Linked DNA regions of Mus musculus: region 1 is linked to region 2. A link is a contact called in ENCODE Hi-C or POLR2A ChIA-PET data. All regions are on one chromosome and are shown on one strand. Each heading gives the region's core, a stretch centred on a gene start or an enhancer-like site at or near the end of the contact. The rest is flanking DNA. Distances are from core to core; before and after follow the strand shown. Region 1 overlaps Sgms1 (sphingomyelin synthase 1). Region 2 overlaps Sgms1 (sphingomyelin synthase 1).

Evidence for each region. Hi-C counts contacts between places; a loop is a spot of excess contacts on that map. ChIA-PET counts read pairs that join two places held with the same protein, here RNA polymerase II (POLR2A).
Region 1: a loop to region 2 is called in a map of heart, with 8 times the contacts of the local background. The contact joins two enhancer-like sites. A Hi-C loop is called at or near these places in 7 of 37 maps with a recorded cell type or tissue (T-helper 2 cell, gastrocnemius and heart). POLR2A ChIA-PET finds 5 or more read pairs at or near these places in 2 of 5 experiments (Patski and embryonic stem cell).

Annotation. Positions count from the first base shown.
Region 1 is chr19:32,178,776-32,183,744 of GRCm38, forward strand. All of the region lies in intron 5 of Sgms1 (sphingomyelin synthase 1), which reads right to left. Among named protein-coding and RNA genes, the nearest start is that of Asah2, 78 kb to the left of the region's middle. Within about 2 kb of position 2,481, at least 1 of the 3 ENCODE cell types and tissues checked has a DNase peak (open chromatin) inside an H3K27ac peak, as active enhancers do; it is heart, where a contact is called at or near this core.
Region 2 is chr19:32,300,635-32,305,775 of GRCm38, forward strand. All of the region lies in intron 2 of Sgms1 (sphingomyelin synthase 1), which reads right to left. Among named protein-coding and RNA genes, the nearest start is that of Sgms1, 85 kb to the right of the region's middle. Within about 2 kb of position 3,546, at least 2 of the 3 ENCODE cell types and tissues checked have a DNase peak (open chromatin) inside an H3K27ac peak, as active enhancers do; they include heart, where a contact is called at or near this core.

The DNA.
Region 1 (4,969 bases), core at 1,231-3,730, 120 kb before region 2:
CATGGCCTGACCAATCTGCAGCTGGTTTCTAAAAACCCAGACTAGAAAGATGCCTGAAGTTCTTAGTTTGTCTGTGATACTAAGGCTCCTCTAAGGTCATGAGACTCAGTGTAGAAACCTTCCTGCTGTCACCTACTTGCCCCAGCCCCAACCTGGACACTATGAGAGGCTGCATTGGACTGAGGCATGAATGGCTCAGAGACCATTCAGAACTCAGTGCCCAAATATTAACATGCCGCCTCCCGGAAACGTCAACACCGAGATTTACTTACTAGCATTTACTCTGAGCTTCGTTCAAGGTGTTGAGTGTACTGGTCTTCCTATCGAAACGAAGGGACATGAGACAAATATTTAACTGAGATTTTAAGACCTAGATGCCGGGGTAAATAGCTCAGCTGGCAAAGAGCTCGTCACACAAGCAGAAGGATCTATGTTTGAAGCCTTAGCACTCCGTGAAGAGAGGTTATGAGAGACACTCCACTCTAACTTCTGGCTTCCACTCGAGGACACACAGCACATACACAAATAATACACCAGTAAGACTAAGTCCTGTGTGGTATAGGAGGCACTGACTAAGAACACTGTTTGCAGGACCACTCAGGAGGGAAATGTTCTCAATGCAGGGAAGTGCTGCAGGGGCTGCTGGGAGCTCCTCTCCGCCACAGTGAAATATCCCATATCTCTTGTGCTTCAGTGAGACAGTGGGCAGACAGCAGAAAGAAGAGACAGTGCACGGCGACTGTATGTTATTTCTCTTACTATTTTCAGCTCATTTCAGCTTAAATTGCTCTTGGCATTAAGAACCTGCTTTTCCTCATTATCTGAAGAGTTAGCAGTTTTCAGTTTGAAATGATGAATGTTCTACAAATAGACAGCGTCCATCACCGCTGTGAATTCCCACCACCACTGCTATGGTATGCATGTGTCATGCATTCCACAGGCTCCCGTGTTTAAAGGCCTTGGCCCTTGATCCCTTTAGGGAACAAGGTCTATAGGGGAAGTAGCTACTGGAGGGGGAATTCTTATGTGTTATATCCTGGCCCTGGCTCCCACCCTTTTAAGTTGTCTCTGTCGGGTATACTGTTATAGAAGTGAGAAAGTAACTAACTCCTACTAGACTGTACACTAGTAACTCCTGCTAGATTGTACACTAGTAACTACTACTAGATTGTATACTAGTAACTACTGTTAGATTGCTGCAATCTGGGGTTGGGAAATTTAGCTGAGTGGGAGACACTTGCCTATCAAGCAAAGGCCCCAGCTTTGGTCTGCAGCCAAAGAGGGGCTGGGTTGGAGGGCTGAGGTAAAGTTTAACTTCACCACTAAAAGAAAAGTGTTTTCTTTGTAAAATGAACTATAACCAGCAAATGAGCCAAGGAGAGAGAGAGAAAAGAATCCAGCCACGGCTGACCAGGGCAGGCTCTGTGAATAGTTTACCTTACCGAGGAGAGCTTGCCCGCTCCACCCTTGGCCGTTCCTACCATTTCCCCTTTCTGGGGCCAGAGGGCACTGAAGAAGGGAGACAGGTGGTTCGGGAGATAATGAAACTCCCAGTCAGCTGGGTAGTTTTAGCATTCCTTGTTGCATGGTCAGAAGGACCCAGTGCTTTGGGCACCCTGTTCCTTCACCTCCCCAGTTTCCTACGTCCAACTTCCCCCTAGTCCCTTCACGACCTCAGCTCCTCTGCACCGCGGTCAGAAAACTCAAGTTCAGGAAGGTAATTTGTTTTCTTTTCCTTTTCCAAAACCTTTCCTGACTCAACTGAAGTTGAAACAACAAGACAAAAATCAGACAGACTGTCTATGTACAATCACATATATTTTCTCCTGGTAACTTTAACATGGAAGAATCTTGTGAATTAAGAACTGGGATTATATATGACTTCTGACCCGTGGGTTTCGGTTGGCTCCAGCCAGTCTTGGAAAATAGTCTAGTTCTGGAATTGGAACAGAATTAGTACTCTTGTGTACGAGTTGCTTTCTTGGGAAATGATTAGGGACATGGAAAGTGCCTGTGGTGTTCCATATTGTAAGTTTTAATGAAGCTTAGATTCAGCAAGTGTCCTACACACTACAGTTATGCTTCGCTCGTTTGTTGGCTGGCTTGGCTTTACAAGATAGGGTCTCACCATGTAACACTGGCCTGGTCTCAAACTCACAGAGAACCTTCTACCTTTGTCTCATGAGTGCTAGGATTAAAGGCATGTGCCATCATGCCCAGCACGGCCCTGCTTTGGGGGTAATATATCTTAGATACATATGTACAGAAAGCAAGGATTTGAGTCTATGTCCTAATATCTCTTCTGACTTTATTCTGCATAATTTCACAGTTCAAATTTTGTAATAAGCATATTACTTTCATAATCAATAAAGGCTATAAAAAAATGGATGTCCTAAAGGTGGTGCCTTCCCCAAATAAAACTACACTCGAACACGTTATCTACCTACTCCACTCCAGAAAGCTCTCTGCACGTATGCGCTCATCCAGCGTGATAGGCAGAAAGTGAGAGGCAAGACCCAGTGAAGTGACAAGCTAAATTTAGCAGACAGATCTGAGCTACACTTCTCAACAACAACCCCTGAAATAGTCTGGTCTTACAAAACTAAAGTGCATAAGCTTGTCACTCAGGGCTTCCCAGGGCACTGAGTTCTATCGAATGCTCCCGAGAGTCACATGCTAGTAAATGAAGTGCCACTGTCTGCTATTGCACAATATCCTGGCACACAGCGCTTTGTGTCGCTACAAAACTCGGAATGCCCACAAATCAGAGGCAAAGGTCAACCTCCCTTCCTCCCCTTTTCTTTTTGTTCTTTTCCGTGTTGTTTTAAGCCAGGGACTCACTATGAAGTTCAGGCTGGGTTTCAAAGTGAGGCTCCAAGCCTGACTCAGCCTCTCAGGTGTAGGATTAAAAGTGTGTGCCATCATGGCCTGCTTAAGGTCAAGATCCAGAAACACACTTATTAACCACGGAAATCACAACAACCTCGCATAACAAAGACTCAAAGATTTGTAATAAAAACATTTTCTCCAGTAGACACTGAAATTATTAAATGTGTTTTGTAATGTGGAATTATCAAAGACTTTAGGTCATCACGCTGCACTGCTGAAGAGAAGGCGGCCCAGGAATGAGTGACGTAAGTCTCTTACTCCATGTCCAACCCACAGAGTTGCCAGGATTATCACTCTATTGCTTAGAGAGGCAAAGGCAAAATTTCTCTTTCTCCTACTTCTCCTTTCACAAAGTCTAAAAATAATTCCACTTGTCATAGTTTCACAATTTCTATGGAATTTTCTTTTAAACTTCCAGTCTTCTTTATGGCCTAACATCTTAAACACACACGCCCTTCCTCGGGGCAGCAATCTGTTAAGAGAGCAGAGATGGCTTCCTCGCTTGTGCTTTGAGTTAAACAGTGTAATCCAACCAGAGGGGAAATCTCAGGCTGGAAGGTAAACAGGATCTGAGGAAATCGCAACATCCCCTAAAGACAAAGCTTTCCTTTTCTGGGTACACGATTACCTGCTTGGTTTGAACTCCAAAGAGCAGTGCGTCACAAGCCTGTCTCAACTTCCTGAGCATAGTGTTCTCTAGATATGGCTCTATTATGTCCACAAGATACCGAGTCCTTACAAAGCACATGTTGTCATATTTATGCTTTCCTTTGTTTTCAGTAGGCACAAAGATATTTTGTTTCCAACATAAAATAAAAACTACCTAACGGCCATGGGGTTTGGCTCAGGGGAACTGCTTTTAACATGTTTATATTTACACATAGATGGCCTTAAAACATTAGAGTTCAACATGGCGCTACATGCCTACTGGAATCCCTTTCCATTTATATCCTGAGGTAACCGTGCAATGGGGTGGGGCTTGTGGAGGTGATTGTGTCACCATGATAGAACCCTCACAGATGAGACCAGTGTCCATACAAAAAAAAAAAAAAAATGAGACCCAGGAGGGCCCTGTCCCCTTCTATCCCAAAAGGGCCTGGTGCTAATAGCCTCTGAAGATGCTGCTGCACTGGTCACTTAGCTAGCCTTCAACTTTTCTACCTTGAGGATGGGCAGACACTCCTGCGCGGTATGGCATTTTTACAGTAGTAGGGGTAGACTGGGACTCACCTCTTCAATACTTGGCTAAACATTCTTTCTTCCCAGGTGACTACAATTTTGAAAGACCTCAGAGTTAGGCTGTCTCAAAGCTGAGACTTTTGTTACCGAATCAAAAACAACAGTAAGCAGTATTATCCTGCTGAGGGCTTTCCATTGCCCTGTCATTCTGAAAATAATGTTCTTAAAGTTGCAGAAAACTGAGGTATACCCTTCGTTAGCTTTGTGTCAACTTAAGAGAACCAGGGTACAATGACTAAAACCAGGAACTGAACATTAGTGTCTCAACCAGGGCTGTATAGCCCTTGTTCTTTCAATCTCCTTACCTCCTCTATGCTCGCTTACCCTGTCCTTGTCAACAGTTAGTTTTGCATCTCCTTACCCTCCCCACCAGGTTCCTCTTTCTTTTCTTGTTTCTCATGACCTGGGCAACTCTTAAAACACAGTATTCTGTAGAATCTCTGTGAGTCGAGCCCATCAAGTCTTCTCCTGATTCCACTAGAGTCACGTACTCAGACTAGAGTATCCAGAAGTGAAACGTGTCCCTACTCAGTTATCCTACCAAGCAGTGCATGCTGGTCAGCTGCCACTGTACTGTTTTATGACGCTCATATGGATTCCATGGTCCCACTTTTTAACTGGAAGTTATATATATATATATATATATATATAATTATGGAAATTAAGGAACGAGATGAAAGTTTTGGAGTTGGGTAGTCTTAGGTCCAATGACCTTTCTATCAATTCCTGCCACCAACCATGGGACAGGAAAGTCTGTTTTAGCATACTATAAAAACAACTTATGTATAAAAATACAGAAAATCACCAGCAACTATAGCTTATGACTGCTCTATGCCATCAC
Region 2 (5,141 bases), core at 2,296-4,795:
GATCCACCATGACAGGACAGTGTGGAGGAGAGGATAGACTAGGGCCTGCCTGAGAAGAGTGAAGAACAGCCACGTGAAGAAGCTGGGATGGCACAGTCCAGAGCGCGACCCAAGTGGACAGCCCTCTGGGTCCAGAGCAGCCAAGGTAGAACATAGAATTAGTACATAATAACTCAGGATTAACCACATGGAAGTTAGGCAGTAGCCCAGCTATTGAGTTGTTTAAGGGATATTAAAATATAAAGGCTGTGTGTGGCTTTATTCAGGAACATAAACCTTGGGGCAAGCAGTTAACCACAACTCCAGGATTTATTTAAAAATCCTTCAACAGAGGAAGAGAAGGAGTACAAGTGTTTGGTAGATAAGGACTCATATGGACACTTGTACTGGTCCTTTAGCATGTCTAATGTTGAGCCAGTATAAAACTAGCCACTCACTACCTAAGTGAGAAAGTCTACAGGAATCCCCATAACATCACTGAAACTAGGGTTTACCTAAATCTGACAGTGAATATGATCATTCCACTGCATGCTCCACAACTAGGATTGATGGCACCCACTCATCATACCCAAGCCTCTCAGGCTCCCAGGCCCTTACATAGCTCTCCAGTGTCTGAGTGACCTATCAGAGCACTGCATCCACAACAACCCTGCTCTCTCTCTAGAGACTGAGAAACGCCAGACTTAAACCACAGCAGCAGTACAATTAGGCTGGTGCTCTCTCTCTCTCTCTCTCTCTCTCTCTCTCAATCTTAAAAATGAAGACAGTGAACTAAGTATGCTAGTACATGTCTAAGTTCTGAGCACCTCAGAGCCAAGGCAGGAGGATCAGGCTTGAGGTCAGTGTTGGCTTCAGAATGGGAAGCTATGTAAGGAAAAGGGGGTTAACATGAGTAAGAAGAGAAACCAATAACTTAAAACAAATAGGCTCTGAAGTTGAGAGGTGAAGACTCAGAAACCATTTTCCAAGACTGTACAAAGACCAAGACCACATTCCTACTAGGAAATGAGTCCATTACAGCTACATTGTAGAGCAGTTTGAGCTCTTTGTAAAGCTTCAGTGTGCTAAGGAGTTTTGGTTTATGGTTGCCTCTGTATCTGGCCAAAGTCCCAGTTTCAATCTTAGGCGAGGCAGAGCCATCTTTCTCTAGAGCTACATTTCTTGGACCTAAGATGACAAGAGAGCATCTGAGTCATTATCTTCATCTACTCGAACACTGATGAGACATGCATAAATCCAGAATGAATACAGTAAGCTTGAACAGAAATGGAACCAGAACCAACACGATGTATTTCCCACTAAGTCAGCACTGTGAGAAATGCTCAATGGGAATAAAATAAGATGGATAAGGCCTGTGCCGGGAAGAAGGCTGTCACTGTACATCCAGAGCCTTATGAATCTTCAGACTATTTGATCTACTTCTATTATAAAAATTCAAAATTCCATAATTTTAGTCTAAGAATTTAGGAGGAACCATATAGAACACTGTGCACATATTAAACATTAATATTTTCACACAAAAATAATTAAGATATAATACTAAAGAATGTTCATTAAAGTATCAAATATACAGATATGGCCATGTAGGAAAAAGAAACAAGGCTGACAAAATGATGTCACATAAGCCAGTCTCATTCACTTCGGTAGCCTCAGCAACTCTGAGATCTCCAGCTCACTGTGGCACAGGGACAGTGCTGAAAACATCCACGGTTCTCTCCACTGAAAACAACCAGTGTCAATGTCAGTGGGAGGAAGTGGCTGGTCCTTTGAACTGTGCCTTGGCTATTCTTAGGCAGTGGGCAAATGTTTGCTAAGGGTCTCACACTAGGTTAAGGACACTTGCTGGGCCCTGGCAAGATGTCATTTACATCCCTTTGCTGTTGTGACTTTAGACAGTGACCTGAAAACTTCGCACCTATAAAATCTGGTCTCTCAAGCTTTGTACAGAGGCTTAAACCATCTAGAAGCCTGGGCTCTGTGGATAGTGATGTGTCAGTGCAAAGGTCTGTCACCCTCCCAAGGGACCTCGATTCCCACATCTGCAGAAGGAACCTGTTAGACAAATTTTCGTTTCAAAGGTTCAGCCTGGCAATAAAATGAGAGTCTATAATCTAAGAATTGCCATCAGTCAGAAACCAGAAAGGATGTTGCTCACATTTCATCTATTACATAAACCTTACTGTAACAGCTCTTAATACCTTGTTTTGGATTACCTTCTAAGTGGTGTGTTCGGCCTTGTTCTACTGGGATCATGGGGTAAGGGTGGTTAGAACATTTTATCTTCTTAGTTGTTTGTCTGGTTTTGATGAATGATCTCTTGTATCACAAAGCTGGCCCCATCCTTACTTCAACTTCTCATCCTCCAGCCTCCTCGTCCCAGTTGCTGACAGGAAGGCACTCATGCCCACACTTGGTTTCATGGGCTGCTGAGGATCTAACCCAGGGTCACATCCATGCCAAGCAAGGATTCTATGAGCTAAGCAACATCACTATCTAGCTGCTGTTGCTTTCTTTTAAGTCCTTCCATGTGATGGGTCTCATCAGATAAAGGGGGGGGGGGCGATTTCCTTGTTCCTGCTGAACTCAACACAGCTTCCTTCTCAGCCCTAGCTAAAAGCCTGTACTCAGTCGCCTTACATATCAGGTCACTGGGGACTTAACTGAGCTTTGGGACATGAAGAAGAGCCTGCAGCACAGGAAGAGCCTGCAGTTTCACAGTGAGCTCGGGATGGGCAAGCCTACAGCTCAGAGCCCAGCTTTGCTTGAGCTGCATCACCAATGCTATCACCAATGTCAACAAAGGATGCTTTGTCTTCACCCATCCCAACATCACACATTAAATGAATTTTTCACAGTTGCTAAACACCGGCCACATAGATCATCCTTCTTGCATTACAAGGAGTTTTGTTGTTTCATTGGTTCTAGTCCATTCCCAATCAAAAGCCCAAACAATTTGTTTTAATTCCTTCTTTTATTTGGAAAATTATTTCATTTCTCCCCTCCCTGCCTCTGTCCAATACCCCCATATGCCCCTCCTCCTTGCATTCAAATTCATAGCCTCTTTTTCCTTTAACTATTATTATATACATATATGTATATAAACATATATTCCTAGATATACAAGTACAGCCTGCTCAGTCTGTACAATGTTACTTGTTTGTATGTTTTCAGGATTGACGATTTGGTATTGGATAACCAATTGGTGTGCTCTTCCCTAGGGAACAATATCTTCCCCGCTCCCTGTTGAAAATATCTGCTTTCAACATCTTTATAGTTATCTGATCTCCGAGCTTGTGATTCAAAAATGGAATCTAAGATAGTCAGTCTTATTTCAGAGTTATACCTCCAGACTTTAAAGAGTCATTTTTATGTCACAGCCCCAACAAAATCACAGCAGCCAAAGAGAGGTGAACCTACAGGTGTCAACTCCCAGACTAAACCCGTGTCTCTCCCTGGCCCGTCGGCCCAGTCCAAAGAGTAGGCAAAGAACCATACTGACTTGAGGCTACATCTGCTCGCCCAGAAGCCCTCCCTCCAGCTTGTAAGGGCAGAGAGCCAAGGCCAGACGTGGGAGCAGGGGCCCTTCCTGTCCCAGCTGGGATACAGGCTGCCCCGCCCTGTTCTTTCTAAGAGGAAGTGGGCTGGAAATCCTGTACACTCATTGTTTTATTAATAAAACTTTAGAAGGAGGAAATCTTTAGACAGGGATACATATTCACTTGGAAAACTAGGAGGCTAAGTCCCTAACATTCTTATGTTTCTTGCTGACTTGATTATCTGAGACTTTAGAAACAAAAACAGAATCCTAGTCCATCTTAGCATGACAAGTTGCTGATGACATATTAGACAGACAGCCGTCATTATTATGCATAGCCCCACCCACATCACAGTATATTCTGAGATAGGGAGCGAGCCTTACATGGGTTCAGAAACTCTTGTACTTTCCAGGATGCCGCACTCACAGAAGTCCAGCTAGAATCATTCTATAAACAGATGACCCTAGACTTACAGGTGAGAGGCAGACTTGTAGAAAGCATAAATTCAAAATCAGTCTCTCTCCCTCTTTCCCTCTCCCCACTCTGCCCCCACTTCTCTCAACTCACTATGTAGACCAGCCAGGCCTTCAACTTACAGACATTGCCCTGCCTTTGCCTCTGTCTCTCAAGTGCTAGGAATAAAGGTATTCACTAGCAGCCCCTGGCTCAAAAGACAATTAATGAAACAATTCACTAAGCCAGCGTTACGGCTTCATGAATCAGCTCTTAGACTAGAAAAGCTGTTTCTCACGCCTGAATCCACCTCTTCTAGGATAAGGTAGTTAGGCAAGCCTAAGCATACTGGGTGTTCCGGCAACACACCCACAAGTGGACGAAAGGCCTCTCAGTCTCAAATTTCCTGGGCAAACACTTAATGCTGCTGTGTTGGTGTGGTTTCTACACTGTCTTGGACTATATTAATATTCCTTCTTCCTTTCCACAGATGAGCTGGCCCAAGTCCTCCGGCTCTTACTCATTCCTAATCACTCACTCATTTCCTCTGTTCAGACTGGGATGGGAGGGGCAAATAGCTCTCTGGAACCACTAATGTTTGGACTTAAGATGACTGGCTATTTCATTATTTTGAATTAAAAGGACTAGACTCATCACATTCTTTTGGGGGAAAAGTTGCCAAGTTACCCATACATTTGAATATAGTTTTGCTTACTATTTCAAACTGCTTTAATAACAGAAAGTATGCTCATGGATAGCTCTATAATTAATAAAGACCAAGAAGGGAAACCCCAACATGGAACTCCACTGAAGATAATCCAGTGAGTACTATGACAGATGTCTTTAAGCCCCGTGTCCCCATCACTACTTGACTGCAATGTTCTCATATGCTCATTGAAGTCTGTTTATCAAACATTTTGTGCCATGCTTGTTCAGCATCGTTGACACAAATATACAACAGTCTATTATATAAACAAATTGGAGCATATACTAGAAGCTGTCTGGGTCACATCCCATGTTCACTGTTCATCTTCAGAGCTAATCCTTTCCATAGAAATAACCCTTAGAAATAGGCTCACTGGAGACAAAGGATCCACAAATTGTTTCTCATTTGGACACAAGAGGCCTTTTAGGGGAAAGAAAAAAAAAACA